Regions from separate parts of the Homo sapiens genome. Here region 1 is linked to region 2. Evidence: chromatin loops called from intact Hi-C (ENCODE). Cell type or tissue: heart left ventricle. All regions are shown on one strand. Each heading gives the region's core, and the rest is flanking DNA. Links, peaks and the distances in the headings are about the cores only.

Region 1 (16,265 bases), core at 4,533-12,532, 110 kb after region 2:
TACAGGGATGCACCACCACACTCAGCTAATTTTTTGTATTTTTAGTAGAGACGGGGTTTCACCATGTTGGCCAGGCTGGTCTCAAACTCCTGACCTCAGGTGATTTGCCCACCTCGGCCTCCCAAAGTGCTTGGATTACAGGCCTGAGCCACTGTGCCTGGCCTGTGAGTGATCTAAAATAAAACTTTAAAGAGGCCATGGTTGAATTCCTTCTCTAGGTGGTTAATAGGATATTCTTGGAGTGGAATTTTGTCCAGGGCAGGTGTGGAATATCACACAGTCTTGATTTCAGGGATTTCCCAGGGTGATAACAGCCACAGTTTACCACAGACACCTGAGACAGGAAAAACGGCTTCTTGTAATCCCTTTCAAAGTGAATGTTCTTTGATTTCTCTCCTTCTATGATCTTTCTTGTCTCTGAATTCAATAGTGTTTGCAGTCTGAACCAAATACCCTCATGCTTGATTTTATCCAGGCAGGTATTTTTCACCTGTTGTTTCAAGTACATATCACTCATCTCCCAGCCCAGATATAACCTCTGCAGAGGCAGGAACTGCGTCTTCCATTACTTTCACCTCCTGTGTAGCACTCTACCATGCTAGAACCCTGTAAGCACAGAAGAGAAATACTTATTGATTCACAGAATGCAATGAATGAAGAATGAGGGGGGAGTACCTTTTTTCCTAATCTGCCTATTTAAAAAATAAGCTCTTCTCAGAAACATGTCTATTGGATTTGAGAGGAGTTGAGTAACAAATTATTTACCAAAAAATTAAGAATTCTCCATCTGCATATGAGGAGGTGTTTTATTTGTGTCATTAATGGTTGTCTGCATGTTCCTTTCTACGCCTTGTCAGAGAACTGCCACATGCCTCATTATTTATGGCCAACAATGATGCATTTGTAAGTTTACTTGTTGCTTGAAGCCCAGACAAGACTGTGAAATAAGCAAAATCTGGCTCTGCCATCCCTCCTTAGGACTGTTCATATCCTCATCCTATCCCCCATCCCCACTCTCCCATCTTCTTTTAACTAGTAGTCAACCAATTAGCCAGTAAGAGCTAAATTATTACCCATCTAGGACTATGTTTCTTTTAGTAAAGGATTCATGAAGAGCTAACTTTTAAAATCTAAAGAAATGGATCTCTAATTGCAAACTTTCTGATCTTCAATAGACAGTGGGAGATTTCACAACCAGGCTCCTTAAATCTCCCCTTCTAGAGCCTATTTTACCTACTCCTGAGGCCAGGGCTAGTAAGATTTAGGAAAAAGATCTCATTTCGATGTGAGGTGTAAAAACTCAGGTTTTTCATTTCACATAGGTATATTCATGCTTTGGGGAATGGATGTGGGTTAATGAAACTCACAAGTTACTGGTTTAGAAGTCAGAAAGTAATTTATTAATTTGTTTATGCTTTTCTTGTTCTTAGAATATGTATGTATTCTATTTAAGAAATAGATATCAAATATCTGACAGAGGTGCCAATAATTTCTCCTGCCATGCTCAGAGCAGACATTGCTACTTAAGCACAGCATTCTTTTCCTTGTTAACCCAGTGATTCAGACATCCATTGCCATTGGTCTGTGCTGGCATGCAAGATGAAACATTTTCTGCCATTGCTATTCTTCCTGACATCAAGGTACCTAGGAAGTAATAATTTATTAGAATATTGTTTGGCAAAAATGGAATCAAAGCAAATGACCAATTACAAAAAAATTAGGAAAAAAAATAACACAAGTGAAAATAAATTAGAACTAAGGAATTATAAAATAAATTAGAACATCAAGATGGGGGAAGGGGCATGGTTCTGTGTAGCTAATGTCATTAGAACTTAATATAGGTTTACTGGCATCAGAAGCTTAAAAAAGAAAGAAAAAGAAGGTAGACAGGAAGGAAAAAAGCAAGGAAGGGAGGGAGGAAGGAAGGAAGGAAAGAAGAAAAGCAGTGAGAAAGGGAGGATGGAAGGGAGGAAGAAAGAAAGAAGGAAAAGTTTTTGGATAGACTGTCACAGGAGGGACAGCAAGTGATATGTTAGACAATGTCCTTATTTCTATGACAAATGAAGCAATGAACTTCATAATTCATAAGACTATGTAATATCCCTTAGTAAATGCCAAGGGCATAAGCCTCGGGCATAATTCAATAAAGACAGTTCCAGAGTGGGTCCAGATAATGTGTTCTAATTTAATCTCAGAAAAAGAACCTAGACTACTGAGACGCATAGGTGGGTAATACCAAAGGGAATGTGATCATTTTGTAGAATTTTTGAAGCCTGGGATATTATTGCCAACGCACTATATAGTATAACTTTCTAATGACTGTAATACCAAAAACTAGTGTCATTCTTGGGTAAGCCAAGACAAAACATCATTCTTCTCTCCCTTTTAAGTAGTCCTGAGGGTTCACCAGAAACTTCTGCCATTGCATTCCCTCATAACATTGCTATGTCCCATGTTAAGGCATTTCTGAATCAACTATCTTTTAAAATAATTGCTTCTTGCAAACATATGAAACATATTAAATTGACAACATTTGTCCATACAGTGTAAGACGTGGTGCTGTGTCCTCAAACACAGAAATTGTGATTCCAGTAATTTCACAATCTAGTACAGTTCTTTGTAGACATAGGTGCTCAATAAATATGCATCAGGCCAGGCGTGGTGGCTCATGCCTGTAATCCCAGTATTTTGGGAGGCCGAGGTGGGCGAATCACCTAAGGTTGGGAGTTTGAGACCAGCCTGACCAACATGGAGAAACCCCGTCTCTACTGAAAATACAAAAAATTAGCTGGGAGTGGTGGTGCATGCCTATAATCCCAGCTACTCAGGAGGCTGAGGCAGGAGAATTGCTTGAACCTGGGAGGCGGAGGTTGCAGTGAGCCGAGATTGTACCATTGCACTCCAGCCTGGGCAACAAGAGTGAAACTCTGTCTCAAAAAATAAAAATAAAAAATATATATTCATCAAATGAATAAGTATCAAGGACACTTGTATTATTTTCTCCCACGTGTTTCAGATTTTGCAAGTTTGTCTAGTAGACAATTTGCATTTGAATAATAATGGATTTGCTTTTACAGATCAGTATAACTAGTTTTAGCTCCTGGACTCAATATAATTATAGTAAAATGCAAAGAAACATGACATTTTAGCCTGATCTCAGTCATCTCAAGTAAATGAAAAGCTTCTTGAGATTATGTTTGGTCCTGTTCATTCTTACAGAGAATGAAACACACTTTCTAGTCATGGAATGTTGCCTTAGTTTGGGAGCTTCTCTCGATGATATGTGTGTGATCCTACCTTACACCATAAACCAAAATAAATTCCAGAATGATTTAAGAAGTAATTGTAGAAAATACAACAATAATTTTTAAAACTAAAATAAAATTTAGATGAATATTTATCTTTCTCACATTTGAGAAATAGAGCCATTAAAATATTAAGAAAAAAATTAAAGTTTTCGGCACATAAAAGTTAAATTCCTCTTCATGTAAAAAAAACTAAAGGCAAAGAAAAAGTAAGAATATATTCTTCTTAATAACCTTCACTTATAAAGCACTAATATAATCAAAAAGAAAATTATTTTCTCAATAGAAAGATTGGCAAAGGGCACTGACAATTTTAAGAAGAAAAAATAACAATAGCCATTTAAAACCTTGTTTAAGCGGTCAGTATTACTAGTAGTGTGGAAATGGAAATTAGAGTAAGATACTCAGTTTGATCTATCACTTTACTACATATTTCAAAAATAATAATACTTAACACTGGCAAGGGAATAGATTTTCTGGAAAGCATTTTGGCAATATGTTCCAAAAATCTTTAAAGTTCCCAGTCAAACAGGGAAAGACCATATTTATATTATAATTTATAATGGCCAAAAACTGGGGAGAAAAATAGATGTATTATTTACCATGTCCAAAAACTGGGAAGAAAAATAGATCTCTAAAGAGAAAGTAAAAGGTTCAAATAATTAAAATGTGTAGTGGAAGATTTTTTTTTTTTTTTTTCCGAGACAAGGTCAGGCTTTATCACCCAGGCTACAGTGTAGTGGGGCAATCTCTGCTCACTGCAACCTCCGCCTCCTAGGCTCAAGCGATCCTCCTACCTCAGCCTCCAGAGTAGCTGGAATTACGGGCATGCACCACCACACTTGAGTAATTTTTTGTATTTTTTGTAGAGATAGGGTTTTGCCATGTTGCCCAGGCTGGTCTTGAACTCCTGGCCTCAAGTGATCCACCCACCTCGGCCTCCCAAAGTGCTGGGATTACAGGCGTGACACGCCACTGCCCTTGGCCTCAGTGGAAGAAATGTTGATGAAACTGTGAAATCATGAAAAAATTTGTATGAAATAATCCTAAATAAAAAACTATACATAGCTATATATGCACTACAATTTCATTTACTTAAAACCTATGTATCACCAGGCGTGGTGGCTCATGCCTGTAATCCTAGCACTTTGGGAGGCTAAGGCAGGAGGATTACTTGAGCCCAGGAGTTCAAGACCAGCCTGGGCAACCTAGTGAAACACTAGTCTCTGTTAAAAATTTTTAAGTTTTTTTAAAAAGACCTATGTATCTATATAGACATGGAAAAAATTTAGAATATACCAAAATAGTAAAATATTAACTTTGGGTTGTACTAATATAAATAATTTTTTCTTCTTTGTACTTTTTCCTTATTTTCCAAATCTACAATTATCATACATGATTCTCCCATGTTTTAAAAAGCAGCATATGAAATTTTAAAATGCAATGCCTGACCTAAATGGCAGATTCTAGAATGTTTCCATGTAAACATTTAGCTTTTTCTGGTTGAGTTGTTTCCCAGAACATCCTCTGGATTCTGTGGTCTGGTGTTATGTTGTACCCTTAAACTGTTCTCAACTTACTCACCCAGGGGCAGGTGTACTTCAGTGATAGATGATAGAATTCCTTAGGACTATACCTAAATTATTAAAAGTCAGGCCAGACCTGATGGATTGGATATGTGGTTTACAGTAAGAAAAAAAAAATAGCCTGTCCCAAAGAAATAGCTAAACGTGTCACCACTGGATTTCAGAAGCAAACTTTTTGCTCTGCAGTCTCCCCTGGAAGCCTTCCTTAAGTCCCTTGGAAGGTGAAGGGTGCCTCTCTTGGGTTCTCGTGCTGTCCTGACTTGACCTCAGCATTTTCTGCATTGTACTGAATTAATCTGTTCACCCGCCTCCCACTCCTCCTTCCCCCTACCCACAGGCTCCAACAGAACTGTGAATTCCTTACACACAAACCTCTGTTTTACTCACCTCTGTAGCTTCAGAACACAGCCCTAGGCAGTCTGAATGATATTTCTTGTCTAGTGATTTCACCTGAAACTTGACCCTTAAAAATGAATTCAAATGAGATGTGAAAATATTAGTCTCTTGAACTAACATCGGTGAATGATGCAGAATCCTGCCTGCTTCCTCAACTTGGCGTGGCGAATCACACATCTATAAAATTGGTGGTTTCAGATTGTTCTGCCCAAAAGTGGTGGTATGAAACCCAACCCTTGCATCATTATCACATGCTCTATTACAACTCTCCCTGTCCATCAGCAGACTAAGCATTAACTTAAATAAAGCTTTCTTTTAATAACTTTGCTTGGAAATGATCATGTAAAACCATGAAATCGAACTGAAAGTTTCTTGTTTCACTGAAATTGGACCAACATTGACTTCACGCACTAACTGCTGGTGGGGCAGGGGCCTCCTCTCTGCTATCTCCCAGTCTCTTATTTGTTCAGCCAGAGGCCAAGATGAGGTTGAACTCTACATCCTACAGGAATCCTGAGAGACTCTTTGAACTGGTAAAATCCTTCCATCCGGGACTTGCCTATATTGGAGCATCAGTGTTGTTTGCTCTGTAGGACCAAGCCTTGTCCAACTAGAGAATCAGCATCCTACAAGGGCCCTCTGGTCTGTGAAACCTTGCCCACCTTGATGCCCTCCTTTGAGCCCCAACCGACTTTGATAAGCTTCTTCCCATGTCTGTTTCTTTCACTATCCTGTAAGTTCCTTGAAGGTCAGAACAATATTTCATATATTTTTGTGGCATGAGTGCCTAGCACATGCCTGAAATACAGTCAATAATAAATTGAATTGAACCACTGGGGAAAAGGATGTTTTTAGATGCTTACTATATTTTTAGACTCACTCTGGGAGTTACAACCACTTCTATACAGAAATATAAGCTTCTTCTAGGACATAGTGTGATTAGTAGAAAGCTTTTTCATAGTAGTGTAGGGCAGGTGAGCCCCAAATTGGAGCTTAGCCCCAAAGGGTTCTTGGCTTTGCTCAGAAAAGAACTGCTTTCTAACTTTTAAGTTCAGGGGTACAAGTGCAGGTTTGTTACATGGATAAACTTGTGTCATGGGGTTTGTTGTACAGATTATTTTGTCACCCAGGTATTAAGCCTACTACTCATTAGTTATTTTTCCTGATCCTCTCCCTCCTTCCACCTTCCACTCTCAGAAAGGCCTCAGTGGTGTTGTTCCCCTCTTTTCAGAGTGAGCCAGTGGTAGAACAAATCAGCTTTATGGAGGTGACAGTATTACAGCTCCGGGACTCCTCCTGCAGAGCAGGCTATCCTATAGGCAGTGTGTGGAGAGGAGCAGCTCAGAGGCTGTTTTGTAGTTATATTTATACCCACTTTTAATTACATGCAAATTAAGGGGCAGATTATGCAGAAAGTTTTAGGAAAAGGGTGGTAACTTTCAGGTGGTGAGGTTGTTGCCATGGAAAGGGGAGGTAACTCTGATGTGTTGCATGGCAATGGTAAACTGACATGGCACACTGGAGGGCATGTCCTATGGAAAGCTGTTTCTACCCTTTCCCTGTTTTAGCTAGTCCTCAATTTGGTCTGGTGTCTGAGCCCAACCTCCAGAGTCGTGTCTCATCTCCTACCTCAATAGTTCTATGACTTTAGTAACTTTATATACTAGCAAGTTAATATCTCTTGAGCCTCCATTTTCTGATCCATAAAAGAGGGAGTGATACTAACTGTATTGTTGTCAAGATTAAATGAAATTATGCCACTCCCCTGGCACATAGTAGGGGGTTAAAAATCTCACAGCTGGGTTTAGAGTTTCCCCCATGCCTACCAAAACAAATTTTCCCACCAAAGCTTTTCCCTTCTCCTTAAGAATCTTACTTTTCTTCCATGAGAACTCATGATCCTTTAGAGCAGGGCTCAAGCAAACATTTTTTGTAAAAGCCCAGATAGTCAATACTTTAGGCTTTGTGGGCTGCAGGGTATCTGTTGTATATTCTTCTTTGTTTTTGCTATTGTTGTTGTTTTGGTTTTGTTTCTTTACACCTTTACCTTTTTTTGCCTTCTTTACGTTTTAAAATGTAAAATCATTCTGAGCTCATGGGCTATACAAAAGCCTCTAGCCAGACTGGACCCACAACCTGCAGTTTGCTGAACCCCGCTGTAGATCAGTGGTTCTCAAAGTGTAGTCCCCTAACCAGCAGCATCAACGTCTTTTGGGAATTTGTTCAAAGATGCAAATTCTCGGGCCCCATCCCAAACCTACTGAATCAGAAATTCTCAAGTTGGGCCCAGTAATCCGTATAGTAATAAGCCTTCTGGGTGATTCTGATGCAGGCATTCAACAGCGGTTGCATATTAAAATCACCTTTAAAACATTTCAATACCCAGGCTTTACCCTATATCAAATCAGAAACTCTGGGGGCGGGACTAGGCATCCTTTGTTTAAAGTCCTGCAGGTGATTCAATGGGCAGCCATAGCTGAAAACCACTGGTATAAATCTGAGAGATAGTTTTTGTATCTGCAAAGAAAGATTTAGTGCTAATAATATTGCCAAGGTATGCAATACTTGAGAATCTTCTTGTTTTGATAATTTCTTGAAGGAATTCCACGACAATCAATTAATCAAAGGATGACTATACAGTACTACATATAAAGCACCAAGTTAGGTATCCTGGAAATATTTTCTTGAAGCGTATTTATATGGTCCCATCTACTTCTGAGTAGTTTGCATATGGGAAATCAAACTTCTCCGTTTCGAAGAAGCTTATAATTTCCGTTTTACAAGGAAGGACCAACTCAAGAAGCACCACCCAAATTTGTTCACTGAGGTTAAACCTGAAAGACATCTTCACTGGTTACCATTTTCTTACTCCCCTCACCATTGCCCAACAGGCTGGTTCCTTATTTCATTATTCCAAATGGAGTAAGTTGTAGGGTGATTCATTCTTGTTGCAAAAGCACATTTTTCCTATAAATATTCTGTGGAAAAGCCTTTGTATGGTTTTATACTGGTAGGATAATTCTAGAGTGCCACATTTGACAAATGACATCAGCTTGCCTGCCTAGCCATAAACCATTTTATAACTCTTATGCATAATTTGGCTTCAGGTCAAGGTGGTGTAATATGAACAAGCAGAATATACAGCACAGAGTGTCCTCAGAAGCTATCTTAAAGATCAGCAAAACTCATTCCTGTAAGAGAAGCTCATCTGTGAAGCAAGGTCAAGCCCAGTGGTCATCAGAGAAGGATCCCGTAGCTGGAGTTGCTCTTTGCATGGAAGTGCTTCTGCCTTGTACCTCTGCTGTGGCAGACCCTCTAGTTGCCCACCTTACATCCATTCCCTCTACCATCAACTACTGCCCCGTTTTCTTGTTATAGGTATTCCCATTTGTTCAGGAATCAAACAGCCAAATTCTTCAGGGGAGGCTGGCCTTCTCCCCAGCCCCAGGGGTTGAATCTCAGTGGTTGGACAAATCATGATAATTCCATTTCCTTTCCAGTCATTGGTTTAGGAATAAGCATGCGACCCACAATTCTGGCCAATGATACTTCTTGTTTTGACAGGAAGTCTGCAGGGGGACTTCTGCAAGGGGAAGTCTGCAGGCCTCAAAGATGGGCAGCAGTTGGGACAGCTCTCACAGGAAGGTCTTCAGGATCACAGCAGGGACATGTATGTCTCCATAGCTGTCAAAGTTCATGGGCTTCCCTGCACACAGAACACAGTACAGCTGAGGTCTGGGCTCTGGCCTGGAGTTTGCTGCTGCAAAACGAGCTCTGAAGCAAAATGGCTTGAAAACTCCTGGTGCAAATAGCCTTATTCTAGAGCTACATGTCCCATGGATGACTTTGTCCTCACCTGGATATGGGGGTGCTCTTACCTCACCAGCCCCCGTGGCTGCACACCTCGCCGTTACTGCTTCCTCCTGGGTCCCCGGCAGAGGCTGGGGTGGGCTATTTAGCTTCTCTGCAGTGTTGCTTCCAGCTCGGATGGAAGCTCTCTGAGCCCAGGGCCTTAGCACAGGTGACACACAGCCCACAGGCCTGGGACAGGCAGGCAGATGAGTGCCCGAGCTTGGCACCATGCAGCCCTGAGGCTTCGTGAGTAAGGCACGATTGATCGTGTGAGCAGGAGGGATCGAGGGCAAGTCTTCTCAGCAAGGTGGTGGCTTCATTAGTGTTTGCATAGAGGACTCTGCGGGAGGAGCTTCTGGAAAGTTCTGTTTGCTGTTCAAAAGAAATATAAAGATGTTTCTTCTTAGGCCATTGGATACTTTTGTGTGGATATGATGCTCAGGGCTGCTGTAGCCACCTTGAAACCATGAGTGAATATGCCTGGAGCCAAAAGCTAACACAATGAGGATGGTGTAATAGAAAGATGGTTTATTAGGTTCTCCAGAGAAACATATATAGAGAGAAATATAGAGAGATGTAAGAGGAGACATATAATGAAACTTGGCTCACACAATTATAGAGGCCTACAAGTTCCAAGATCTGCCAACGGCAAGCTGGAGAACCAGGAAATTGACTCCTGGTGATGTAACTCCCACTCCGAGGCCAAAAGCCTGAGAACCCGGAGTGTTCTCAAGGTCAAGGGAGGGACAGTGGGAGGTGGAGCTAGTGTAAGTCCCAGAGTCAGAAGGCCCCAGAACCAAGAGCTGTGATGTCCAAGGGTGGGAGAAAATGGATGTCTCAGATCAAGGAGACAGGGAGAGGCTGGGCATGGTGGCTCATGCCTGTAATCCCAGCACTTTGGGAGGCCAAGGTAGGCGGATCACTTGATGTCAAGAGTTCAAGACCAGCCTGGCCAACATGGTGAAATCCCGTCTGTACCAAAAAAAAAAAAAAAAAAAAAAAATTAGCCAGAGGTGGTGGTGCATGCCTATAATCCCAGCTACTTGGGAGGCTAGGGCAGGAGAATCACTTGAACCCGGGAGGTGGAGGCTGTAGTAAGCCAAGATTGTGCCACTGCACTCCAGCCTGGGTGACAGAGTGAGGCTCCATCTCAAAAAGAAACAGACAGGGAGAGAATTCACTCTGCTATTCAGTGGGCATTCAGTGGATTGGATGATACTTGCCCACAATGGTGAGGGCAGATCTTCTTTACTTAGTGCACTGATTCAAATGCTCATCTCTTCCAGAAACACTCTCACAAACACACCCAAAAATAATGTTTAGTCACCTACCTGGGTATTCCTTACCCAGTCAAGTTGACACAAAAAATTAGCCATCACAGATGGGAAGAATCTGGATCCCCAGTGAACTCTGAGCTGAATTTAAAACCCCAAAATCACCTGACTTCAAGACTTTATTGTTATGTGAGGTAATAAATGCCCTTATTGTCTAAGCCACTTCTGGTGGATTTTCTGTTCTTACAGTCAAAAGCATCCTAACTAGCCAGGCAAGGTGGCTCACACCTGTAGTCCCAGCATTTGGGGAGGCTGAGGTGGGTGGATCACTTGAGCTCAGGAGTTCAAGACCAGCCTGGGCAACATGGTGAAACCCCCTCTCTGCAAAAAATATAAAAATTAGCAAGGCATGGTGGTTTGCGCCCATAGTCTTATCCACTTGGGAGGCTGAGGTGGGAGGATTACTTGAGTCTGGGAGGTGAAGGGTACATTGAGCTGTGATCGCACCCCTGCACTCCCACCTGGGCAACAGAGTGAAACAAAAGCATCTTAACTAATACGTCTGTTAGCCCCATAACCAACTCTAGAAGAACCTTATATCTCATATTATAGTATCTGATTACTCCAAGAAAATACACATTAGTACTGGGATTTTTCTGTTGGGAGAAAGATTTTTTTTTTTTTGCTCATTCCTTTCCTAGTTTTCTCCCATACTGACATAGCAGCTTGTCTCCACCACAAGGCTTAGTCTCACTGAGTACTTTGTAGCTACCACTCATTCATGAAGACCTGACTGAGCTTTTAGTTCTGACATTATTGCATCAGCCTAAAACAGAATGGTAGTCCTAGCCACATCAGACACCGAAACAATGAAGAGAAGTCTTTATCATTCAGGTGCTGGCATTTTAATTATCTGTTTGTTGTTGTTGACATTGACATTGTCATCTCCATCGCCAGCAGTCTGAGCTCCCCAAAAGCTTCTCTATAATATGCCCAGTGCTTCACATATAATAGGCATTTAACAAATGTTTGTTATATGAATGCATGAGTGAACTCTAGTTACAATTAGAATGTCAAGGAGGATTTGGAGAACTTGAAGATCTGTGTGGTTCCATTTTTGAGATAGAAACTGAAATACTAACTAGCCTTTTTCTGCCACATCTAGTTAAAACCAAAGAGTAAAAAGTATCATACCACCCTTTTTAAGAATGAAGTGTCCTCCTTCCTTGCTCTTCCTCTGATTCTCATGCTTGCTCTCTCTGGAAGTTTTGGAATCTAAATGATCTGATCCTGTGAATTTTTTTATTTTTTATTTTATTTTATTTTATTTTTTGAGACTGAGTCTTGCTCTGTCGCCCGGGCTGGAGTGCAGTGGTGCAATCTAGGCTCATTGCAAGCTCCGCCTCCCGGATTCACGCCATTCTCCTGCCTCAGCCTCCCAAGTAGCTGGGACTATAGGTGCCCGCCACCGATCCCAGCTAATTTGTTTGTATTTTTAGTAGAGACGGGGTTTCACTATGTTAGCCAGGATGGTCTCAATCTCCTGACCTTGTGATCCACCCGCCTGGGCCTCCCAAAGTGCTGGGATTACAGGTGTGAGCCACCGCGCCTGGCCCCTGTGAATATTTTTTAAACAGATAGTTTCATGCCTGCAAGAAGATTTTTCTTTGAAGCCCAAGGAATTCCATCACTGTTGGTTACAAGACTCTGGTGCACTGGTGTGTGCATTTTGAGAGGGTCGTGTAGTTATGTTAGCTCTATAGTAGCTAGTTTATTGGAACTTCAAAGGCATAAGACTGTATATAGCATTGCTTGAAGAAGTACCGTCTTCGGAAATATTTTATCCAGCAGACTGACTTTGGTAGCTAGGGTAAAGAAAAGAATTGGCTTTGTTCGCTTTCCTGTGTGCCTTCCCCCCACTATCTCCCTGCCCAGAGAAGGGCAGATTTGTGACAGTCAGGGTGAGCGTGGCCACAGAAGGAAATGTCCTCCTGCTTTCTTGTGGAAACTTCATTATCTGTCTCAGAGAAGGGAGGATGATTCACGCTAAGATTAAATGTTGCAAGAATCAGATCCTACACATTGAGAGAGATTGAATGACCTCAACGGAGAAAAAGAAGCGTCACGCTGAGACCGGGCTTCTCTGAAGCTAATTCTGCTTCGGAAATTAATTCTCAGTGGACAGCACTTCTGCAATCGTCCCATGAAGGAGGAGAGCATGTGATAGCAAGGGAAACGTGTATTTAATGTGCTCCCTGCGGTCCCTGGTGTCCCTGGTCATCCATGCGAGAATATAAAAGTTATTGGCTGAATCCCAATGATTTATATTAATCCCTCCACAGCAGAGTGGCTTGAATCTCTACCTAACACTTACTTAATGTTTCCTTATGAAACAGTGACTTACTTATATGTCTGTTTCTTCCATTAAATTTTAAGTACCTTGAAGCCTGGTCCATGTTTCAAGTCATCTTTGAACCCCAGTGCCTGAAATACTTACAGTAGCAGACACTCAGTAAATATTTTGAAATGGAACTAAACCATTCTGTAACAGTGAAAGGGCCCAGACTCTATCAGTTGGCAGATATTTACTAAGCTGAGAAGAAATAAGACAGAGACTGTAAATAAAAGTGTTCTGCTCATATAATGAGAAGAGTCTGGGGTTTGGAATCAGATAGACCATGTTTTGAATTCCAGCTTTGTCACTCACTGATTGTTCTAGTTTGAGTTACTTACTTAGCCTCACTGAGCCTCAGTTTCATCCTCTGTGAAATGGGGATAACAACAAATTTCTCAATGGATTGTTGGAAAAGTGAAATGAGGTGATGATACAGGTGGAATAGTGGCCCCCTGCAAAATTTATATGTTGGAATCCTAGCTCCCAGTACCTCAGAATGTGACCTTATTTGGAAATATGGCCATTGCCAATGTAGCTCATTAAGATAAGGCCAAACTGGAAAAGCGTGTTCACCCTACTCTAGTACAACTGGTGACCTTATAAGAAGGGAAAATTTGGAGTCAGAAAAGCATGCAAGAAGAACACCATGTGAAGATTAAGGCAGACGTCAGAGTGATGTTTCTACAAGCCAAGGAACACCAGAGATGATCAGCCAACCACCAGAAGCTAAGGGAGAGGCATGGTACACATTCTTCTTTCCAGCCCTCAGAAGGACCCATACCAACCAGACCAACAACTTGATCTTGGCCTTCTAGCCTCCAGAACTCTAAGACCACAAATTTCTGTAGTTTAAGCCACTGTGTTCCTGGTGCTTTGTTATAGCCATCATAGCAAACAAATGCAGGGAGCATAAGTAGTACACTGAGGGGCAGAGCCTGGAATAACAAGTATTCAAAATTTGTACTTATTATTCCCTCTTTCTGTATTAGACTTTCCTGGGAGTTTGTGTTTAAGAATGACTTTGGCTGAAGGTTAACATTTGGTGATGGTAGGAACAACTGAAAACAGGAGTGAGTAATGATATAACGATTTATTTTGGGAAGGTAGAGATTGGGTAATACAAGGCAATATAAATGTGAAGAAATAGCATTAGGTAGCGGTATGCTCCATGGTTTGAGTGAAATATTTCTATCTAAAGACATACATTTTCTGGAAGTTATTAAAAGTTTACTTCTGTTTTTTTTTTCTAGTATTTTTCTTCTTCTGAAAGCTATTAGTAGAAGTAATGACAACTGATTATGGTGCTCATGATATATCCTTAAAGCTAAAAGATAACCAGCCCACAAAAATGAAATCAAACAATGTTCGTAGCAGCACTATTCACATTAGCCAAAGAGTGGAAGCAACCCAAATGTATACCAACAGATTACTGCATTAACAAAATTTGGTGTGTATATAATGGAATATTATTCAGCCTTAAAAAGAATGAAATTGTTACACATGCTACAAATGAACAAACCTCAAAAACATTCAATAAGTGATCTAAGCCAGACACCAAAAGACAAATATTATATTATTCCAGCTAGAAGTTCCTAGAGTAGGCAAATTTATAGAGACAGAAAGTAAAATAGTGGTTACCAGAGGCTGAGGAGAGAGAAGAGTGGGGATGTCATGTTTAATAATGAGTTTCTGTTTGGAATGATGAAAAAGTTATGAAAATGGATAGTGGTGATGGTTGCACAACATTGTGAATGTACTTAATGCCAATGAACTGCATACTTAAAAATAGTTAAAATGGTGAATTGTATGTTATGTATATTTTACCACAATAAAAAAATATATTATTGACTATCAGCAGGATAAAATCCAGGCTGCTAAGATTGGCCAATAAGATCTTTCAAGTTTTTGTGGTATATACCTAGAAGTAGATTGATAGATTATATGGTACTTCTAATTTAACTTTTTGAAGAACAGTCAATCTGTTCTACACAGCAGCTGCGACATTTTACATTCCTACAAGCATTGCACAAGAGTTCCAATTTCTCCATATCCTTGCCAATACTTGTTATTTTCTGGGATTGGGGGTGGTTAATAGTAGCCATCCTGAGCCAGGCATGGTTGCTCACACCTGTAATCCCAGCACTTTGGGAGGCTGAGGTGGGTGGATCACCTGAAGTCAGGAGTTAGAGACAAGCCTGACCAATGTGGTGAAACCCCTTCTCTACTAAAAATACAAAAATTAGCTGGACGTGGTGGCATGTATCTGTAGTACCAGCTACTTGGGAGGCTGAGACAGGAGAATTGCTTGAACCCAGGAGGGGGAAGTTGTAGTGAGTGGAGATTGTGCCGCTACACTCCCACTCCAGCCTGGGCAACAGAGCGAGACTTCATCTCAAAAAATAAAAATAAAGAATTAGTAGCCATCCTAATGATGTGTAGTGGATCTCATTGTGGCTTGAATTTGCATTTCTCTAATGAGTAGTTGGTGTTGAGCATTTTTTTCATGTGTTTATTGGGCATTTGTATATCTTCTTAGGAGAAATGTCTATTTAAGTCCTTTGTCCATTTTAAAGTTGGGCTGTTTGCTTTTTTGTTGTTAAGTCATAGGATTTCTTTATATATTCTGGATCTTAATTGCTTATAAGATGCATGATTTGCAAATATTTTCTCCCATTTTGTGGGTTGCCTTTTCACGTTGTTGACAGTGTCCTTTGATGTACAAAAGGTCAGTAAATAATTTAAGCCAATAATTGATATTTTTAATTGGTGTGTTGGAAGTTGGGTTTGAATGGGGCAAGGCCAAGAGGTAGAGAGACAGGTTAGATTACCAGGCAAGAAATGGTAAAGTCTGAGCTGAAACAGAGAAGGAATGGAAAGGAAGCCTATTTAGGAGGTAAAATCAACAAGATTCTGGTGACAGTGTAGAGGAAAAAGGAACAGAGGGAGGACGTGTTTGGAAACTACTTCGATACTCAGCAAGAGATGATGTGGACCTGCACTGTGGGAGCAGCGATAGGAGCAGAGAAGAGGGCCAAATTTGGGGAGAGTAAGTGCTGATTGGACAAGTGTGGGAATGGGAGGAGTGATTGATGATTCCAAGTTTGGGCAACCCAGGAAAATATTACCTTAATTCATAGTTGACAACCTAAATAAAAGTATTCATTGACACAGACCTGTCTAGAAGTATAGATTCCTGTAGTAAAAAAAAATTCACTTGAGCCTGCCCTGAATCCCCCCTCCTCACCTCACTTTCCACTAAAATCAGTTTTATAAAAGTAACTTCTGGGTTTTATCACTGCTGACAATGCTAGCCTCCAATCCTTTTAGGAGGTGAATTGGATAATAAATAAATGTAAAAAAAAAAAATCCCAGGTTCAAATCTGAATGCTATTTACTAGCTTTGGGAGGACTTTGTATAAGTGACCTAAATTCCATGAGCTTCCATATCTTCATCTGT
Region 2 (16,265 bases), core at 3,533-11,532:
ATTATCCTTCAGCTGTGCAGGTTAAAAGTCTGGATACAGGTCCCACTGGGCTAAAATCAAGGTATCAAAAAGACTGCATTCTTTCTAGAGACCCTAGGGGATAATCCGTTTTGTTGACTTTCCCATCTTTAGAGGCTGCCTGTATTCTGTGGCTCATGGCCTTCCATCTTCAAAGTCAGTAATGGCTGTTCAGTCTTTCCTACATCACGTCACTCTGACACTGACTCTCCTGCCTGCCTCTTCCACTTTTAAGGACCCTTTTGATTGCATTGGGTAATCAAAACCTGGTTAACCAAGATAATCTCTATATTTAGGTCAGCTGATTAGCAACCTTAATGCTATCTGCAAACTTAATTCCCCTTTGTCATGTGACATAATCTATTCACAGGCTCCAGGGATTAGGACACAGGCATCTTTTGAAGGCCATTATTCTGCCTACCACACAATACCATCCCAATACTATTTTAAGAGTCTGTTTCCTGAGGCCATTTCTAAAGGTACTACTCTATTTGTCTGGGTTCTATCAGGAAACAAATGGCATGCTCAAAAGGAATTATTGGAGAACATTTGCTGAAGAGACAATTGCAAAAATGTGGGCAGGGGAAAGGAAATCCATGAGGGATAATGAAGCACCCGAAAGACAATGACAGCAGGAAGGGTCAGGGATTGGGGGAAGCAGTTAGCAGGACCAGGTGATGGCTGTGCCTTAGGTAAAGGATCCCAGCCAGTGCCAAGCCATAGCCCAGCAGGGAAGTGACCAGGGGAACAGATACCTGAATCTCTCCTTCTACCCTTTGATCTCCTTCCAGTGCTGTCGATTGGCCAAACCTGCACAAGGCAGAAGGCAAAGGAGCAGAGTTGATGTAGCCAAAGAAAGTCAGCATCGTAGGGCATGAAGCAGGTGGGGAAGGGTGAATAATAGATCTATGGAGCCGACAGACTATAAACTGCATATTATTTAACTAAATAATTTCTACTAAAAGGTAAATGGGACTACCACCCAGCATGGCATTTGTATTTTAAAATAGCCAAACTCAAATTAATCTATAAATAGAAGTTATGGGGAAGTATTTTTGAGCGGCAAAGCCTAAAGCGAGTCCTATCTATTAATAGTAAGTTCCACTATAGAATGTTTACATCAACAACTAATAAAAATAAAGAGGTAGCACATCTATACAGAAATACGGGATGTCAGTTATTTTATCCTTTTAATGAGGGAAGAATCACATGGATTTATTCCTTCACTACCATGAACTAAAAGGGATTTCATTCCATCACAGTGATGATAGCACCAACTCAAAGGATGTAGCCATGAAGATACCATAATTTTTCCATCATTTGACAAGGACTTTATAAATAAACATAGTGGTGGTCATCACATTCAGGATAAAATGCTGGTCTGGCAGTGCATGTAGGTTACATGAACACTTTTTCATCTCACCAGTAAGGTTACTCAGACACATGACACCATATTTTCCAATAACTACAGTGCACGTATAGGTCCAAAAAGTAGGTCTGAAAGTAAAGGAGCTGATATGCATGTTTCTGTCACTCATGTTCCATGTGCATAAAAAAAATGACAAACCAACCCAACAAAACCCACCAGCTCGGCCAAGTACATGCTCAGGGAAAGGAGTTTCCTTCACAGTGGAGAATTTTCCAGTGAGGGACAGACACAACTGTAGAGGAAAGAGCATTTCAGTAAACAGGAGAGTCTTCCAGAGAAAACTCTGTGCAGAATAAATTCTTTTTCCTTCCTCAAACCACAGAGGCCTATAAATTCCTACCTCCAAAGTGTCTGGAAAGGTAGGATGTTACAGAGAGCAGTTGCTCTCTTAGTCCAAGTGAAGTTCAGGGAAGAATTACCCTTCCCAAGACTTCCACATGGCATATACATTTGGAACAATTTCAATGGTAAAGAAATAGAGTATTTAGACATGTAATGACTGAAGTCTGGATTATGGAGGTCAAACTAAACTCCTGCATTGTACATTTTTTAAAAATGTTAAGAAGAGTACATGCTTATTATTCTAAAACTTCTAAGCAGTACAGAACCATATAAAGTGAAAACCAAAAGTTTTCTCCTTCTCCTCTTTCTCTCCCTCCTTCCTTCTCTTCCTTCCTCTCCCTTCCCTCTCTCTGGCGCTCTCTCTCTCTCTCTCTCATTTTTATTCTCTATATATCTATCTCCAGCTACTTACTCATACAGGAATATGGTTACAGATACTCCTCTAAAACTTTAGAAGATCTGTTTTTAAGGCATGGTCATCAAAGTGGAGGGGAATACCAGATTTACCATGGCATGGAATACCATATGGGAATTTCTATGTATTTTAACTAATCCTATTTTATAGCTACTTGGGAGTATGTTATGTGAGTTAGACAGTACTATACCATATGCATAAAAATTACTTATGTACAAATATTCACATATTGAAGGTGCATGGATGAAACATTTTTCTGACCAAAGTGCCTGATTTAAAAATTTGGAGACCATTGCTGTAAGAAACTGAAATGTAAACATTTAAATAACATTAAGAGTATCCATCAGCTGATGTGTCAGCTAATAAAAGGAATATTTATAAGGTGCTTACAATGTTCCAGCTGTTCTCCTTGCATTATGTCTTATGTACTATGCACAATGGCCCTATCAGGGAGGTACTATTATTTCCCCAACTTCTCAAAGAGAGAAACTGAAGCACAGTTTAGTGGATTGCCCAAAGCTACACAGCTGGAAAATGGTCCTCACAGGAAACAAACCCAGGTCTTTCAATCTAAAGATACAGTGCTCCTCACACTACTCCAGAAGTGACTCTACCATAGACTAAGGCAGAATTAAAAGGCAGCAACAGGAAGAGAGAAGATGGGAAGCCCCTGATTGACAAAAGAAGAAGGACAGAGTCAAGAAAGACATCCTATCCCAGGCACACCTGCCCTACCGATGGGGAGGTAGCAGTTAATACCAGGGTCCATGCTACAATTCTGCTGCGACTTTATAATGTAATTTCAATCTAAATATAATCCCTCTGTGTGGCAGATTATATTTTCCAAAGACATTGGCACAATACATTTCATCCTGCATGCAGTTCCTACAAGGCATTGCTACTTCTTCCATAAAAATGTGTAGTCCATCTTTTTTCCTCCTTATAAAAAACTATGCAGCCATAAAAAAGAATGAGTTCATGTCCTTTGCAGGGACATAGATGAAGCTGGAAACCATTATTCTCAGCAAACTAACACAGGAACAGAAAACCAAACACTGCATGTTCTCACTCATATGTGGGAGTGAGAACATATGGACACACGGAGGGGAACATCACACACCAGGGCCTGTCAGTGGGTGGGGGACAAGGGGAGGGAGAGCATTAGAACAAATACTTAATGCATGCAGGGCTTAAAACCTAGATGACGGGTTGATAGGTGCAGCAAACCAGCATGGCACATGAATACCTATATAAAAAACTTACACATTTTACACATGTATCCCAGAACTTAGTAAAAAAAAAAAACTAAATAAAAAAACTTTTAAAACTAATCAATGAGTCCAGTAAAGTTGCAGGATACAAAATCAACATACAAAAATCAGCTTCATTTCTTTACACTAATAACAACCTATCTGAAAAAGCAATCAAGGAGACAATCTCATAGTAAAATCAAAAAGAATAAAATACTTACGAATAAATTTAATGAAGAAGTGAAAGATCTGCACACTGAAAACTATAAAACATTGATGAAAGAATTGAAGATGCCACAAATAAATGGAAAAATCTATGTTCATGGATTGGAAGAATTAATATTGTTAAAATGTGCATTCTACCCAAAGCAATATACAGATTCAGAGTGACTATGGGAGATGATGGATGTGCTAACTTGCTTGACTGCAGTAATCATTTTGCTATGGATATGTGTATCAAAGCATCATGTTGTATACCTTAGGTGTATATAAGTACACACACACACACACACACACACACTCAAAGGTGTTCATTTTCTCACCCCTCTTGAATCTGGAAGGCCTGTGACTATGGTGGAAGTGATGCTATGTGACTGCCAAATAGTTTATAAAAAGTGATACAGTTTCCACCTGGACCCCATAAAGTTCATTTCTGTTATGCAGGTGCCATGTTGTGAGGAAACCCAGATCACATTAAGAGGCCACGAGTAAGTGTTCCAAACGACAGACCCTGCTAAGGTCTCAGCTGACAGCCAGCATCAACTGCCAGACAAGTGAGTGAAGATAACTCTCACCCCAGCCATCATCTGACTGCAACACATAAGAGATCTTGGGCAAGAGCTGCCTGGCTGAGCACAGTCCATCCCCAAAACATGAGAGATAATAACGGAGTGATTGTTGTTCTGGGCCACTAGGTTTTGGGGTGATTTGTTGCACAGCAATAGATAAGGAGAACACCGTTGTGCCCCCTGTGGTCATGTAAGGACAATAAATCACCAGAAATAAAAAAGCCCTCCTAGTGGGTGGTCCTGAATATAACCACACTTTTCCTTCAGGTTTTCCCTTTTGGGTTGCTCTTTGGTCCTTGTGGATTCAGCTTCTGCTGAAGCCTGGGAGACCCTCTATCCCATAGCTTCCTTCTCCCTTTCTCTTTCTTTTCTATCCTCTGTCCTTCCTACTCAGTGGAACATGTTCCTGGCTCCATCTGGGAAGGTCCCAGTAGATCCACATATGTGGGGGTTCTACCTGGAGTGCATGGTGGAATTAAGCTGAGGCCTTTGGTATTTTTCAAGTAGTCTCTAGAAGACAAATAAACCTCTCTTATTTAACATGGATTGCCTCTCATCCCATAATACAGATCTCCCTTCCTTCCTACCAGACATGAGGAAAAAGCCCTTCCAGTCACAAATAGAGTAACTGTTAGTAAACATATATAACCTGTCTCTTGTTCAGGGTCTATTCTTTTCCCCAGACTAACTCCTCCAGCTAGTCTCTCAGATTGACCTTAGACACTGCCTCCTGAAGGAAAGCTTCCCTGACTCACTCCCCGACCCCTGAGGATGTGGCTGTGGCTGCGGCTGCAGCTGCAGCTGTGGTAGGTTTCCAGCCTAGGTTCCACCAACATCCTAAAAACCCTCCACTTGAATTATATTGCAGTTGCCTGTTGCTGTCTCTTTCCCTCATGACTGTAAGCCCTTTGAGGGCAGGGATGTGTTTCAGTTATTCGTTATTGTATCATCCAGTACCAGGCAGTCCCTGATACTAAGACTTTTCTGATAAAAGAATAAATTTTAGAAATCCCAATGCCATTCCCTCTTCTTCAGATCAAGTGAATATCTACACCATTTTTAATGACCTCTGAAAGGCATCCTAGTAGTTTGCCTGGTATGTACTTCTGATACTCTGATGCATAATTGTAGAATTCAACCAGTCAAAAGTTCACCAAGACAAAAATACCCACTGTAGAGTGATGGACGTCTTATCACTTCTTAAAGCACTGCTTCCCATTTTTTTGAACATCTCAGTTTGCTAGAAAGGCCTTTTACACGTTCAGAATGGGTCTGTCTTCTTGTCATTCACACTGTATTGGCCCCAATTCTGTTGGTCTTTAAAACAACCTAGATTTAATCTTAGTCTTTATATTCTACTCTGTAAAACACTCCCTTCATTAAAACAGAAATTCTCTCACAAAAGGATAATGCATTAAGTTGGTCAATATTTGGCTCAAAATTGCTGATCAAGGCAGGCATGTTTTAAAGAGGAATTAGTGTGCTCTGTGGAAGAAGGATTAATTTGGAGTATAGGGTGGATGGAGAGGGAGCCTCAAAGCTCAGAAAAGCAGGAGCCTATGAGCATCTGGAATTCTCTAATGGGATAAGGAGTCCCAGGAGAGCGATATGGTCAAATACCAAACCCAGGATTTATCTATTTAACCACATCACTAATGGACTGCCCGGGCTGTGGGAGGTTGACCAGCAGGCCCACCTGTTTTGAGAAGCCCACCCCTCAGGCTCTGTGACTGAGCCTGGAGCACACATACAAGGGTCTGTGAAATAAGGCTCCTGACACAGCCAGCCTCCTGGTGTTCTGGGGAATTCCAGCTATTTTGGGGCAGGGGCTGTAGGCATTGTGTTATCTGGAGGTATTTCTGATAAATATCCAAGATTAGTGTCTTTGTTCAGGAGCGGGTAGGAATAGGGAGAAGTCCTAGTTGTCTTGATCACCCTGGAATTACCAACCCCTAGCTCAATGTTTAGAAAGAAACCCAGTTCCTGGCATCCTGAGCATTGAATATGCTCCAGGGAGCCAATCCAATCTCGAGTGCAGGAAAATCTTACCAGGACAATTTCAAAAGCTTATAATTGATATCACTTGGGTGGCTCTGAGAAACAACAGTTTTGTAAGAGATAAAGTCTTTTTTGGAATATATTATTCAAAAACTAAACCCCAGCATTTCTGTGGTTTGTATATTTCATTTTGTGGAGGTATTTCTCCTCTTCCAGGCCATGTGAAGACTTGAAAAGAAGAGAAAATATATAGAATAAGAATCAGTTCTAAACTACTCATTGATTTACTAAGGAGAAATGTGAGTGATTTAAGTCCCTGGGGTTGGAAGGTCTCCTTCTCCTTGTGCTGAGAAAAGCAAGTATCACTTGTTTTCCACCTCCCACCTCCCATTGGTGCTGGTAAATTTCCCAGAGAATGAGGAACAGCTGCTTCCCAAGTCAGGGTCCTTGAAAAGGGCTCAGTCATCAGCTATGGAATCAGCTGTTTGTTTCCTTCCTCCAACTAGGAAGACACTAGAAAACACAGAAATTTAAATATCCTTTGTCTAAGGACAAGAGTGGGAAAATGTGATTCTTCTTGGTTTCTTTTTAAGTCTTTTTCTTTTTTTCTTTTCTTTTTTTTTTGAGATGGAGTTTCGCTCTTGTTGCCCAGGCAGGCACTCCGTGGTAATTTTCTTCTTACCTTGCTGTCTTCCCTTTGGCTTACTCATTTCTCACTGCATGTTTCTTAAAAGTAGTGTTCCCCTGGTATCTAGATTTGACTTTCTTTTCATTGGAAAACCTCACCTCAAGTAGTCTGGTCCATTCCTGTAGCTTCAGTTACCAAATGTATGCCTATGACTCCCAACTCTTTATTCTCTCCCTGATGGTGTCACTCCAGCTCAAGACCTAGAGACCTCCTGGCATTTTCATGTGAATGGTCCAGAGATTCCTCTAATTTATATCTCAGACTGAGCTCTCCACTTTCTCATTCCTTCTCTTAACAAGCTCTATCTCCTACATTCCCACCACCATGCAAGTATTTGCTCAAAACAGAAACATAGACCCCTCCCCCATCATCCATATCAACTTTTAATCAATTTCTGTCAGTTGTTCCTACTTAATCCTCTAGAATTTTTTCACTTTTCCGTATCTGCTCTGTCACTGCCTTAGTTCAAGTCACCGTCATCTTCCATCTCCTAATGGATTGCTCTGCCCTTTGTTTTACCCCTCATCAGTTCATCCATTACCCACACTGCAAGCTACATGGCTTTTCTTTAGATAAAACTTGGCCATGTTACTCCCAAACCTTCAAAGGGCTTTAAGGGTAAAATCCATATACCTTGGAATGGCATGCAAGGCCCTTCAAGATATAAGGGTTCTGCCAGTTTCTCCCGCCCCATCTTTCCCCATTCCTCTGTCATGCAACAATCATGTTGAACTGCCTTCCACAGGGCTGCAACTCTCTCTGGCCTCTGGACCTTTGTAAATGCTCTTTTTAAGATTCAGACTACCTCTCTACACCACAAACTTGCCTATTTCTCAAGGCTTGTAACGGATCACAACTTCTTCGAGTAGATTCTTGCAGGTGTTGAAATCTGGGCTAAGACCTATTGTGTGCTTTACCAAATCTTCCATAACACCTTTTTTTTTCTTTTTTTGAGATGGAGTCTGACTCTGTCACCCAGGCTGGAGTGCAGTGGCATGGTCTTAGCTCAGTGCAACCTCCGCCTTCTGGGTTCAGGTGATTCTCCTGCCTCAGCCTCCCAAGTAGCTGGGATTACAGGCGCCTGCCACCACACCCAGTTAATTTTTGCATTTTTAGTAGAGACGGGGTTTCACCATGTTGGCTAGGCTGGTCATGAACTCCTGGCCTCAGGTGATCCACCTGCCTCGGCCTCCCAAAGTGCTGGGATTACAGGTGTGAGCCACCATGCCCGGCCTGTTTCTTTTTAAGTCTTGCCTTCTCCTCCAATGCTGGACACTGAATAGGCGCTCTGCAAAAACTGGTTTTCATAAAATCTTGATACTAATTTAACAGACTATTGTAATGAAAAAAGGAAAATCTATAGGCTACTCCTGGGCAATACAGATTCTAGTTATCCTTATGTAGTAGAATCAGCCCTAAGCCAGTGTTGACTTGCCTAGAATTTCAGAAGTGGGCTGTCATTCCATGAAGACCACCCATTCAGTCTGGCGTTAAAGCTCTTTAGTGCTGTTGAGAATCAATCCCTGACAGAGAAAGGCCAATTCCCTGAATGAGAAAAGAAAGGGCCATATCAGGCTGAGAGTAGAAAAGAATATCTTCCCATAAGCCCATTCCTAAGGATAGGGTGAGGCTACCCTTAAGGATAGGGTAAGGCTACCCTTTAGTGCTTAATCAAAGAGCAGTGAATGCCAAATAAAGGGAGATTATCTGTTCAAGAAAAGCCACGATGTTGTAGAGCACACAAAATAGTGGCAAATCACTGAATGGTTCACACATGGGTCCATCATTTAGGAATATTAGAGAAATGAAAAGTGGAGTACCTCCACTGGGGTGTGTGTGTGTGTGTGTGTATGTCATGTGTGTGTATGTGTGCACGTGTGTGTATAACTTTCAGGGTGGCATATTTTCTCTTCTCTTTCCTGCTCTTTCTACCTCTTTCTCAGAATTCTTGGGAATATATATAATACAGGAGCAAGCTCTTTAATGCTTTTGCCACAGAGACAATGAATCCTGCCTGACTCCAAAGGAAGGATGGGTGTTGCCTTCTTTCTTTCCTCTCTCTTATCTTTTTCCTTTGCGACCATAGGGTAATTTCTTGTCCGTGCCGAGTTTTATTTTCTCTAGTTAGATTGTTAAAACATTCAGGTTCACGTTCACTCAGTCTTTCAACTCCACCCATTTTTGTTGATGTATCTCTGACCCACACTCCTATTAGAGGAATAAGGCTTGTCATTAATAATTCCTCATCTGCTAATTCTTTAAAGAAACTAGAAAGAGGAGGATGTGTAATTCGTATTTATTTCTGTATTATATGAAAGAATCCTAATTCTGGGTACTTCAGGTATTTAAGTGGTACTTGTTGGCTTATTAACAGGGAATGCTTTGTGTAAAACTGGAACCAAGAGATAAAAACGTGTCATCAGAAACCTCTGTGTCCACTTCTCAATTTCTCTTATATCCACTTTGTTTTATTTTATATGCAGTCTATACTGCATATCAGGGTTTGTGGTTGCAAAAATCAGAAGCTAAATCTGGCTAAGTGAAACAGAAAGGGTTTTGATGAGAAGAATCCTGAGTAGTATACAGAATTGAGGGGAAAGGCAGAGAAGCAGTTTTGGAAAGAAAGCAGCCAGTAAAGGAGGCTGAGAAGCATAGTGCACAGGCAAGAGCAGCTACAGGAAGAGACTCCATCACCATGAGACCATTGACTGCCAGGCATTTGGCACACAGCCGCTGAACTCAACTCTGCTGTTGCCAGAGTACGTGACTTCTCACCATCCCTGAACCTTTGCATCGCTCTCTCCAGATACATGTGATAAAATATATTCTAACTCCACACTCAGGAACTAGGTAAACAGCCATAAAGAATGTCTGCAGTTACTACTGAGATGCATCTGTTTGAGGCTCACTTTTTACTTTACGCCCATGAACCTCACTCTGACCAGTGGATGACAGTGGCATTCTGGGTCCTCGGGAATAAATGTTCACAGCCAGGTTCCAAATATCCCTCCTCCCCAAGAAGTATCATACAGTTGCCCTGGTATACATTCATGAATGCCTTTGGGGACTGCTTGGAGATAGAGTCACAGCGTGCACTTCAGTAAAGATTTCTAGGTTGCCCATCATTCAGAATGCTCTGGGATTTGTGAACTGATTCAGGTCTGGGAAATGGGAGAGTCATCCTTGTTCAAGTAAAGGCTTTTTTTCTATAGAACTGGAAGGTTTTAGTTAAACAAATCAAATTGAGATTTAGTTGCTGTCCATGTATTTCAGTTCAGGGACCCCGTGATCAATTAACCACTATGGTTCAAATCTTCAATTATTCCCACTGGACCTGCTGCCTATTATGGTAGCCACATTCACTTTGTTTCTGCTGGTTAAATGCTATTATTTGACTTTATGACATCCCAGGATCCTGATATTATGGAAGCCAAGACAATTTTGGCATTCCTCACCCCACCACTGGCTATTGCGAGGTTGCAGAGTGCAGCCACTAGAGTGCTGTTCAGAGATGTTGGCAAGAGCAACCCTCACCAATGTATTGGGTGGGCTTGGTGATATCTGGACCCTCTTGGGGAATATAATTCAAGGGTGGGTGTATAGGTTCCCAGTCTAAATCTACTCCAGTATTCCTAATCCCTTAAATCTTTGTTTTTTTGTCCTATACATGATTCAGAGGAAGCTTTGGCATATACATATTGTTTTGTTTATGCTGTCATTTCCTAAAGCATTGACCTTGTCTGTATAGTGGAGGCCATATCAGAGCCATATGGGCATTTCAAACCAGAGTAAAGAGGGAAATGCCAAAATATTTTTTTTTTTTTTTTTTTTTTTGAGACAGGGTCTTGTTCTGTTACCCAGGCTGGAGTACAGTGGTGGGATCATGACTCACTGCAGCCTCAATGTCCTGGGTACAAGCAATCCTCCCACCTCAGCCTCCCACGTAGCTGGGACTATAGGCACACGCCACCATGCCTGGCTAATTTTTGTATTTTTTGTAGAGGCAGAATTTCATCATGTTGCCCAGTCTGTTCTCCAACTCCTAGGCTCAAGCAATCTGCCCACCTAGGCCTCCCAAAGTGTTGGGCTTACAGGTATGAGCCATTGCGCCCAGTCCCACAACTTTTCAAGTTAAAATTAAACAAGTACAAGTAGATGCATGTCTTACTTTTGCTCATATCCTAAACTTTTTCACATAGTTATTCATATATAGCTGCAAAGAGACCAGGAAATGTGGTTTATATCTGTGTGGTCACATATTTGGGAAGAAGGAAAAAAAAGATTTTGAATAACAACTACCAGTCTGCCAAACAAACTTAAGCAAGAAAACATTTATAGAAGGATATCGAGTAGTTTACAGGATTATTAGAATGCTTCAGAGGTAGGAATATAAAACAGGCAATACCCAAGGGTTTCTAGATAGCTGTGAATACAACAAAGTTCATGCCCCAGAAATGGTCTAGTTAAGATGCTACTGCAGATGAATACTTGTTTCAAGTATGTCTGGAAGTGCCATAACTGAACATTTCCTGCTGTCATTGGATTTTTCACTCCAGCATTTTTGTGTAGTTAATCACTATTTTTGCAGTTTTACATCACAACCTTAATATCTGAAATAGTGGGTAGGAGAGTCACATTGACAAGACTCAGTCTGATTGAGTCACAGCTTTCAGGAGTAGGGAGAAAGAATGTTTTATCTTAGCTGGGCACGATGGCTCACACCTGTAATCCCAGCACTTTGGGAGGCTGAGATGGGTGGATCACGAGATCAGGAGTTCAAGACCAGCCTAGCCAAGATGGTGAAATCCTGTCTCTACTAAAAATACAAAAATTAGCCCAGCATGGTGGCAGGTGCCTGTAATCCCAGCTACTCAGGAGGCTGAGGCAGAGAGTTGCTTGAACCTGGGAGGTGGAGGGTGCAGTGAGCCGAGATCACACCACTGCGCTCCAGCTGGTGACAGAGCGAGACTCCGTTTCAAAAAAAAAAAGAAAGAAAGAAAAAAAATGTTTGATCTCTTTTATTATTAGAGTGAGTGTCAGGACCCTGCCTCCTGCTAAAGGCTACAGAGTAGAGATCTCAAATTGGAAGAGGGTTTGGATATTGAGTAGCCCAAGAAAGACAAACCCCTATTTTATAGACTGTGTCTTTTTAGATAGCAAGCTGTCTGTCAAGAGATCCAGCTCATATCTTCCCAGCCAGCGACCTCAACAGAAAGAGAATGTCTCTCTACCATTACCTATGTGTTAAGCTCAGGGAAGATGCTGATGGACATGGTTTGGATGCTCCTTTCTGTACTCATCACTGAGGTCTAAGAGTGGAGTATTTTGATTGACTCCTTCTACGCAAACATGCCCACATTTGTGACTAGGAGTGCTTAGGAAAGCGCCGAAATTGAAAGCTATTCATAATCCGTGAAGTGGGGAGAGGGAGGTTGTCCCAAGGAAGATGCACTGGAAGACAAAACTACAAAGTTCATTTTAGAGTTCTCATAATCATCTGGTTTATCTCTTGACTACCATTTAAAAAAAAGCTTATAATATCTTCCTTTCTCAGTTACCTGAATATCACCATAAACCCTCAGATTTCATTACTAATGAAACTTTGGTTTCATCAGGTAGCTCTTTAAATCTGTGGTAAGGCTTCACCCATGAGGGACTAACTATGGGATTAGCCCTCTGGCCATAAACAACACTAAAACTGCAAAATATATGAGGCAACATTTTTTTAGGCATTTGACCATAGACTGCACAAAACTGCAATAATACTTGAGAGAAGGAAAACTCAAGAGATGAGCCCCACAATCACTGTATTTGTTGGCCTGGGGACAACTTTAGACTTTGGAGATGCTGAACTGATTGGGATCTTTAGAGCAAGGCAGGGCACCAGAGAGGAAAGAGCTAAACAGAAAGGAGACTCAAAAATCTGGGTAGGGGTTCTTCATGAATCCTTGGCTAAGGTCTAGACTGTGCATGTTTAGAATGAGTCCATACTAGGTTTACAGGAGAGTGGCTACCATGGGGATTGAGAGGAGAAAGGGGTATCAGAGATGGAGTAGTGTTGGACGATACTAGAGTGCTGGCTTAACTAGAGTGCAGAGCCCTTGTTAATACCCTGGGTACCCAGATGAGGCACCAAAAAGGACCTGCTTTAGGAGGAAGGACCACTCTAAAGCAAGACCTACAATAGACCCACCCCAACAAACCCTAAAAATGAGACTTAATGAGATCTGTGAGGCTTCAGAGTTTGGAAGCTGACTCAACCCAGGTTAGAGAGTCTAAGAAAACACTTTGCACTTTGCACATGTCTGCCATAACAAACCATAAAACTAATACATAGGTTCAAGGTGCTAAGCCAGTAATTAAACTACCTCCTAGAACAAAAGTCAACACTCTTCAGAGGAAGGTCATAGAATCAAAATAATCTACAATATGTCACCAAAAATGTCCAATATGTTGTAAAAAATTGCCAAAAATAAAAAGAAATACAAAAATGTAAGCCATAATTGAGAAAAAAATGGCCCAAAAGATTTAAAGCAGCAGTTATACATATTTTCAAAGATTTAGAATAAAATATGGTCTTAATGAGAGATCATATAGGGAATCTCAATGGAGATATGAAAACTCTATTGTTTTTTTAAAAAAAGAATGAGATAAAAATTCTGGGACTAAAATATAAAATAACTGAAATGAAAATTCACTGATAAGGATTCATAGCAGAGTAGATTACAGAATAAATTATCAGGGAACTTGAAGACAGATTTAGAGAAATTATAAAATATTAAGAACATGCGTAATTGAAATCCTAAAAAAGAAAGGAAAGTGAGAAAAATGGAGAAAAAAATTCATAAAAACAATGGCCCCAATTTTCTCAGGTTTGATGATTTATATTGACTTACAGGGCTAAAAGCATAATGAATTTCAAGCAGAGTAAACACAAAGAAAATCACAAGTGATGCGCCATACTCAGACTACTTGGTATGGCATGTGAAAAGCCAAAGCTAATTAATAGTGTTAAACAGTCCAGTGCTTCCCTAGGGTGAGAGTGGTGGGAGGAGATTGGAGAAAGGGACAGAAAAGTTTTGGAATGGTAGAAATATTGTATGCATTGATGTGAGGGTGGTTAAATGAGTGTATGCATTTGTCAAAACTCATCACACTTCACTTAAAATTTGTACCTTTTGTTATATGTAAATTATTTCTAAATAATGTTGACTTACAAAACTAGAAGTGATGCTTAGTCAATCTAATACTTCAAACATTCTAACTTAATTATTTTGCCTTATTTTTATGTCTTTACATTTTAGTTCTTTACATTTTAGTTCCTATAAGTCTGGTTTTTATTGCTTTCTGTAAAAGGATGTACTAGACTCCAAATTGAGAGTTGTATTCACACAAATACTGACATATCTTGTTTTGTTGCGCTTTGCAGATATTGCTGTTTTTTTTTTTTTTTTTTTTTTACAAATTAAAAGTTTGTTGCAACCCTGTGTCAAGCAAGTCTGTTGATGCCATTTTTCCAACAGCATGTGTTCATTTTGTGTTTTTGTGTCACATTTTGGTAATTTTGCATAATTAATATTATTACACTTTTAAACTTCTTCATAATTAATATTATTATTTTTATCAGGCAGCCTCCAAACCTGAATAGGTTCAGAGAGATTCCCCATTATTTTTATATCTGTTATGGTGATCTGTGATCAGTGATCTTCGATGTTACTACTGTAGCTGTTTTGGGGTGTCACAAGCTGCACCCCAATAAGATGTCAAACTTAATCAATCAATGTTGTGTGTGTTCTGACTGCTTACACCAATTAGCCATTCCCCCACCTCTCTTCCTCACCTCAGGCCTCCCTATTCCTCAAAACCATATTGAAATTAGGCCAATTAGTAAATCCTACAATGGCCTCTAAGTGTTTAAGTGAAAGGAGGAGTTGCACGTATCTCAATTTAAATCAAAAGCTATAAATGATTAAGCTTAGTGAAGAAGGCATGCCAAAAGCCAAGATAGGCTGAAAGCTAAGCCTCTTGTGCCACACAGTTGGCCAAGTTGTGAATGCAAAGGAAACGGTCTTGAAGGAAATTTAAAGTCTACTCCAGTGAGTACATGAATGATAAGAAAGCAAAACAGCCCTATTGCTGATGTGGTGCAAGTTTGAGTGGTCTGCATAGAAGATCAAACCACCCACAGCATTCTCTTAAGCCAAAGTCCCTAACTGTCTTCAATTCTATAATGGCTGAAAGAGGTGAGAAAGCTACAGAAGAACAATTGGAAGCTAGCAGAGGTTGGTTGATGAGGTTTAAGGAAAGAAGCTGCCTCTATAACATAAAAGTGTAAAATGAAGCAGCAAGTGCTGATGTAGAAGCTACAGCAAGTTATCCAGAAGATATAGCTAAAATAATTGATGAAGGTGGTTACACTAAACAACAGATTTTCAATGTAGACAAAATAACCTTATGTTGGAAGAAAATGACATCTAGGACTTTCATAGCTAGAAAGAAGTCAATGCCTGGCTTCAAATCTTCAAAAGGCAGGCTGACTCTCTTGTTAGGGGCTAATGCCACTAGTAACTTTAAATTTAAGTAAATGCTCATGTATCATTCTGAAAATTCCAGGGCCCTTAAGATTTATGCTAAATATACTCTGCCTGTGCTCTATAAATGGAACAAGAAAGCCTGTATGACAGCACATCTGTTTACAACACGGTTTACTGAATATTTTAAGCTCACTATTGAGTACTGCTCAGAAAAAAAATATTTCTTTCAAACTATGACTGCTCATTGACAATGCACCTGGTTGCCCAAGACCTCTCATGGAGAGAGATATACAAGGAGATTAATGTTACTTTAATTGCTAACACAACTTCCATTCCATAGCCCATAAATCAAGGAGTAAATTTGACTTTCAATTTTTATTATTTAAGAAACAAATTTAATAAGGCTATAGCTGCCATAGATAGTAATTCCTCTGATGGATCTGGGCAAAGTAGATTGAAAATCTTCCGAAAAAAATTTACCGTTCTAGATGCCGTCAAGGGTGTTTGTGATTCATGGGAGGAAGTCAAAATGTCAACATTAACACAAGTTTGGAAGAAGTTGATTCCAACCCTCATGGATGAGTTTAAGAGTTCAAGACTTCAGTGGAGATCACTATAGATGTGGCGGAAAAAGCAAAAGAATGACAATTACAAGTGGAGCCTGAAGATGTGACTTAATTGCTGCAACTTCATGATAAAATTTGAATGCAAGAGGAATTGCTTCTTATGGATGAGCAAAGAGTGGTTTCTTGAGATGGAATCTACTCCTCGTGAAGATGCTGTGAACATTGTTGAAATGACAA

What was found. Hi-C counts contacts between places; a loop is a spot of excess contacts. Peaks named below come from ENCODE experiments on the same cell type or tissue, not always from the same donor. Only the 100,000 strongest peaks of a DNase experiment are listed, where the experiment ranks them.
Region 1: a loop joins it to region 2, with 2.2 times the contacts of the local background. A loop is called at or near these places in 2 of 110 quality-filtered maps.

What each region holds. Positions count from the first base shown.
Region 1 is chr1:184,354,664-184,370,928 of GRCh38, forward strand. No RefSeq gene overlaps it. Among named protein-coding and RNA genes, the nearest start is that of C1orf21-DT, 24 kb to the right of the region's middle. RefSeq lists enhancers at 8,801-9,301, 9,302-9,802. In heart left ventricle, for the core only: no CTCF peak of the experiment used is centred there; no DNase peak of the experiment used is centred there.
Region 2 is chr1:184,249,090-184,265,354 of GRCh38, forward strand. No RefSeq gene overlaps it. Among named protein-coding and RNA genes, the nearest start is that of C1orf21-DT, 130 kb to the right of the region's middle. In heart left ventricle, for the core only: no CTCF peak of the experiment used is centred there; no DNase peak of the experiment used is centred there; H3K27ac peaks cover 896 bases.